Linked DNA regions of Homo sapiens: region 2 is linked to region 1. The links are chromatin contacts, found by Hi-C or POLR2A ChIA-PET in ENCODE. All regions are on one chromosome and are shown on one strand. The core of a region is the stretch at or near the end of the contact, and the rest is flanking DNA. Distances in the headings are between cores, read along the strand shown.

Region 1 (2,905 bases), core at 241-2,740:
CTTACAGTTGAAATATTCATACTATGTTAGTTGGTAAAACTGCTTAGCTTCTACCTCATTGAGGCAACATTGGTGTGAGAAACACTGAAATATGACTGAGAGCCTACACTAGCAAGAAGATGGGGGGAAGATACCTTTAAAAAGATCACTTGGAGTTCAATAATTATGGATGCATAATAACATTTTGAGTACTCTTAATATAGTCAGCCTAGTTCTTTCTCAAAAAATAAATTCAAGGACATAACAGTTCAGTTGATACTATGGAATTTTGTTTGTTTGTTTGTTTGTTAGTTATTCAAAACCAGCAAAGGGATATGATGCTTATTTGGTAGAGAGGACATGCTCTTCAGCTCTTTCTGCCTTCTTGATCCAAGAAAGCATTCACAAATTTACCAGTTTATTTACTCAGGAAAATGTGGCTATAAATGAATTTACCCAGGAATAAACTAAATTCTATTATTTACTAAGTTCAAATAGTATACTTTTCATAAAGGGATGAAATCAGTTATTGAAAAGAAGCTAAATTAATTGTAAGCTAAACAACAGCAACTGAAATCACTGAAAGAAATTAAAACCTACTATCATGACTGTAAAGGATTTTAACCATTCTCACTTTTTATATTTCTAGCTATTAATACTGAAGGGAGGACAGAATATTAACACTTTGAAATTAACTCTCCGCCAGGCACGGTGGCTCACGCCTGTAATCCCAGCACTTTGGGAGGTCGAGGCGGGCAGATCACCTGAGGTCAGGAGTTCAAGACCAGCATGGCCAACATGGTGAAACCCTGTCTCTACTAAAAATACAAAAATTAGCTGGGTGTGGTGGCAGGCACCTGTAATCCCAGCTACTCTGGAGGCTGAGACAGGAGAATCGCTTGAACCCGGGAGGTGGAGGTTGCAGTGAGCCGAGATCACACCTTTGCACTCCAGCCTGGGGGACAAGAGCAAAACTTCTTCTCAAAAAATAAACAAATAAATAAATAAATAAACTCTTGACCTGAAAGATATATGCTCCGTTTTGACTAATATAAAATTGATTAGCAGAGTTAGTTGAAATCATTACAGCACCCAGGGGCAGCTGGATTGCTTTCATGACCAAAAAAAAAAAAAAAAAAAAAAAAAAAGGCCAAAAAGGACTTTCCAAATATTTTAAAACTTTATGACTAATTGGTCTCATTGTCTCTTTTCCACGTCTGAATTTTTTTCTTTCAAGAAAATAACTGTGGCCATCACCTTGGTTACACAGTGGAGAGAAGAGATACCCTTAGAGAATGCTTAGAACATCTCTGATCATGCAAATGTGTAAACTTGAATGCCAAGAGACTTTATAATCTTAAATCTGAGCAGAGGATGTGAGTCTTTGACCAGTTTCTTAAAATCTTTTTCTTCCATGTCATCAACTCTTAACTGGAAATGGTACCACACCTATGTGATTCATGGAACATCTTAATACTTGAAATACTCAATGGTATTCACAATGCTGTGCTATTTCTAGCTTCTGCAAGTCAGCTGGGGGTGGCAGAATAGTTACCCAATTACTTTAATGTGGCTAGAGTGAATTCTTTCACATAAGCAAATGTTCTGTGTAATCATAGTTTCTTTAGACTCTAAAACATTTATTTAAGTCATTTTTTAATGAAAATCTTTATAAATACTTTATACCTCCTTTAATTTAATAGTAAATATTTTATTTCCATTTCCGGTCAAAGGTAATTTTAGGAATAACATGACCATATTTTACTGTAACCCGTGATATCCTTGCAAACTAAAAAAAACATAAACCTATTTGTACTTATTCTAAATGATCCCAATGCTAGATCTTTCTGATCTTAAAGATTTGTTAATTATTTATTATTAGGCTATAGCAATTTAACAGGGCTAAGACTGATATTACTTCTTCCCCAGTTAACTATCATTTTGTACTATGAAACTACTCTGCATTATATAGCAAAGTTCAAAGATGGTTTGAATAATTTATTTATTTTTTTTAATCCTGAAAGCCTCTAGTAATTAAAGGGTGAAAAGTTGATGTTATTCAACAGGTGACTTCTGGATAAAAGAGGTTTACAGTAAACATTCGTGAATAGAAATTTAGTAATTGCCATGTCTTATATTTGAATAAAATATTAAATCACTCAACTTTAGAATCTGTGATAAGTTTGATTTTAAAAGCCAAAATTATGAAAATTCCTCTCCCCAACATTAACTGCTACATCAGTCTAGTGAAGTAAAAATAAAGTCACAGAGAAACAAGCCGCTAATTGCACAGAGAATGCCAAATATAACTGAATTGATAGGCACCTTTTTCTGTAAAACTACCAAGAGCATAATTTGTATAGTTGCCTAAAATAGTAACTATTCCCAAGGGTTAATTTTGTTAATGGCAGCATGGAAAAAGACAATAAAACCACGGGGCACCCAGTTGTGTGAAATTGATGTAATAATTAATTACACCCTTAGCCTAGTAATTAAGTAGTCAGTCACCTTGCCAGAGTAAGTTCAAAGGCATTTAGGTGGTTCATTTAAGTTTATGATTTCAAAATATTGAAGTAAAGCACTGTGGGCTGGAAAGGAACATAGATCAGTGAATTGAACAGCAGAGGGGAACCTTAGCCAAATAAAGCTCTAACCCTGGCACAGCCTCTGAATTTGCTAGATGACTTGAGCAAGTCACTTAACCTCCTTGTCCTTCAAGTCTCTGACAGCCAAGTACCCAATAACCTGTAAGAAATGTAGAAAGAAGGATTTAAATTAAATAGAACTAGACATATTAAGAAAGTAAATAAATAGAATTGCTAACTTAAGATGATACAAAAATTGTTGCTATATAACAATTTTAATTGCACAGCTTTTGATCATTGAATAAGTGCTTTTTAGGCACAATTCACTAAAAGATTTCAAC
Region 2 (2,905 bases), core at 118-2,617, 350 kb before region 1:
GAGCTTGGAAATAGATTCCTCAACAGTCAAATCTCAAATGAGAACACACTCCAGCCAACACATTAATTGCAGCACTGTAAGACCCTAAGAAGAGAATCCAGCTAGGCAGTAACTGGACTCATGACTCACAGAAACTGTGAGATAATTAATATCGTCTTAAGCCACTGAATTTGTGATTTGTAACACAGCAATAGATCACTAATGCAATAATTTCCCTTTGCATTTCTTTCACAACTACCCACTCTTACAGCTTTACCCTCCATCTTGTCATGCCCTGCAAACTAAAATGTCTGAAAATTTTAGCTAACATTCTCTATAAACATATTTCCTATTTATTCTTTGACTTCCAAGTTGAAGACTTCCAGTAACTTGGTCTTCCTCAGATATCAATCCCTCTTTTAAAAATAAACAAACAAACAAACAAAAACTTTCACAAGTTTCTGTCTTCATTCTCCATGCATCTTGGACCTGGCTGATCATCTGAATTTTCATTTGATTTGTACCATTGCTTCTCTTATACAATTATCCTTTCCTGTCCTTTCCAAACCAAATCACAAAAATGATAATAGTTGCATTATCAACACCGATCTCTGCATACATGAGCACTATTCAAGGAAGCCACACATTCATATTGACACCTTTACAACTTTAGTATGCAAGAAATTGCTTCTTAATCCCAAACTCTAATTCTGAAATCTTAGCCCCAGACACTTACAACATCCTTAATAGTTTTACTTTAATTGCTCATCTTGCTCTTTGTAAAACAAATGTATTTTTGTAAGAAATATGTAGATTATCCTGATTGCTTCAAATATAGTTTTCTGAGGGATGTTTAAAAAGATATGAATATGCTATTTTGAATTACCCTATTTGGACCTTGTTTTCACTAGTAACCCTGTTTATATTTGATATACAAATTAGCATTCATAGTCTTTATAAAGCCTCATTCGCGATATATTTAAATGCCCTGGAGTTCTTGTTTCTATGATACTTTCACCTTTAACAATGTTTTCCATAAGTTATTCATAAGTATTATTACTCAAAAGAAGATGTTGAATTTAAGACAACAAGTTTGATGCAAAAATGTGAAGACCTATTAGAAGAAGATATTATATATTCAACTTACTATATGTTGTACTATCCAGTTTATTTTTTCCCAAAGAGTATTGTTCAACCAATGTGGAGAAGGATTGATGTGAAAAGGGCAACGATTACTGAAAAGTACTATTTGTTTTGAGTTAGAGAAAAGGCATTAGGTAATAAAAAATCTTTTGAAACTGAATAAAATACTTTTAAGAAAGATATCCTCATAAGATACTTGAAAAGAAGAAGTGATTAGTCATGGTTTTTCAGAGGCATTCAGTGAGTGCGGTCAGTGGGTGAGGAAATTGAACTCTCAGTCTGACTTCTGGACCACTCTTTGACATTTGGCCTATCCTTGCTTAGCTGTACTTTACCCTAAAGAAATAATAATTATATGTGCCCCCACAATATTTTCCAAAATGCTTAACATCCTAAAACAAAGGATTCTAAACAAAAAAGCAACTTGATTATAAATATGGACAGTACTATAAATATCAGAGTTGAATATTTTCTGTCTCCAAGAACAGCTTTATTTAGAAAGTCATTATCTACAGATGGCCAAGAATAAATCTTATTAAGATGTGCATGTTTGACAGCATTAACACCCATCAGAATCCAGAGTATTGCATTCCACTGAAGTGAGAGAATTGATATAGTACTTGTTGCCTATGTTAACAAACAATTCATTGAATAATTAATTAAATGGTTGAGAACATTTTTAACTCGTTAGAGTTTAACTTCCAATGGAACATAATGATCAGTGATATTATTATCATTGATCTGAGCAGTTTAACCCTAAAGCACAAAGATTTTGACCTCCAACTTTCATCTTCTCTCTCCAGTATATCTAAGGCATTTCAGCAACTTGTCAGCAGTCAGTATCACTTTTCTTTTTCTACTTTGAGGGTGGCAACTTTAATTAAGTAGTTTCTCCTCCTACTTTCAGATGCTCTCTGTACAGTAATATTTTACTTGTGATTTTCTCAGCCCTCCTACTCATTCCATTAAAGAGTAAGCCAGGAGCATACTTTCTCTGACTCAAGTTTTTAGTTTCTCCTTTGTTTCTCTTGACAGATAAAGTTCCCTTATTATATGTAACACCTATGGTAATTGCCATTGCTCAAAAAAAAAAAAATCTGTAAACTCTTTTCTAAATGTTATGAAGACATGCAGAAAGAAAAGTTCTTCACAAAATACAGATATTACTTCTATTTTTTTTTCCAGCATTCTCTGAGGGGAAAAAAATGTAGAAAGCTTTTCACCCTGATGTCTCATTAATTCTGACAACACCCTTAGAGGCAGAGAAGTGGCGAGAGCCATTATTCTTGTTACAGTGGAGAAAACGCTGAAAAACCCAAAGAGGCTAGAGATCTTGTTGAAGGTGACACACAGTTATTGGGAACCTGCAGGGAAAAAAATATACACACAAACTTTAGGCTTCTGACTCCCAGGTATTTCAGTCCGCTCTTGAGTCTGCACATAGGTATCTCTTTATAAAGTCTCCTTTAATTTGAAATGGTACAAGTAATTAATTGTGTGGCAAAAACATGTGGAGTGACTCAAAACCTAGAAAAATCCCAAACAACACCAGACAAACCCCTGCATGTCCAAACCTGCCAGTATGAAATATCACATTTCTAAGCAAATATTCAAGGCATCTTAATGTAATGGGATGCCAAATACTAAGCACTGGGTTGCTAAGAATTTCTCCCCTCCTCCTGGTGTGCTATCATTCATTCGGAGGCTGGAAACCTGAAAGCTACATTTCCCCAGACTCCTTTGCAGTTGGTGTTCTAAGTGCAAACTAGGTGCTGACAATAAG

The links. A loop is a pair of places that touch in the nucleus more often than their neighbours do. ChIA-PET counts read pairs that join two places held with the same protein, here RNA polymerase II (POLR2A). Pooled maps may share reads with other maps.
Region 2: a loop to region 1 is called in a pooled map, with 10 times the contacts of the local background. The contact joins two enhancer-like sites. A Hi-C loop is called at or near these places in 5 of 50 pooled maps. POLR2A ChIA-PET finds 5 or more read pairs at or near these places in 2 of 52 experiments (H1 and OCI-LY7).

The regions. Positions count from the first base shown.
Region 1 is chr4:113,472,721-113,475,625 of GRCh38, reverse strand. The region is part of intron 16 of CAMK2D (calcium/calmodulin dependent protein kinase II delta); the gene reads left to right. Among named protein-coding and RNA genes, the nearest start is that of CAMK2D, 290 kb to the left of the region's middle. Within about 2 kb of position 1,490, at least 2 of the 41 ENCODE cell types and tissues checked have a DNase peak (open chromatin) inside an H3K27ac peak, as active enhancers do.
Region 2 is chr4:113,821,878-113,824,782 of GRCh38, reverse strand. No RefSeq gene overlaps it. Among named protein-coding and RNA genes, the nearest start is that of CAMK2D, 62 kb to the right of the region's middle. Within about 2 kb of position 1,367, at least 2 of the 41 ENCODE cell types and tissues checked have a DNase peak (open chromatin) inside an H3K27ac peak, as active enhancers do.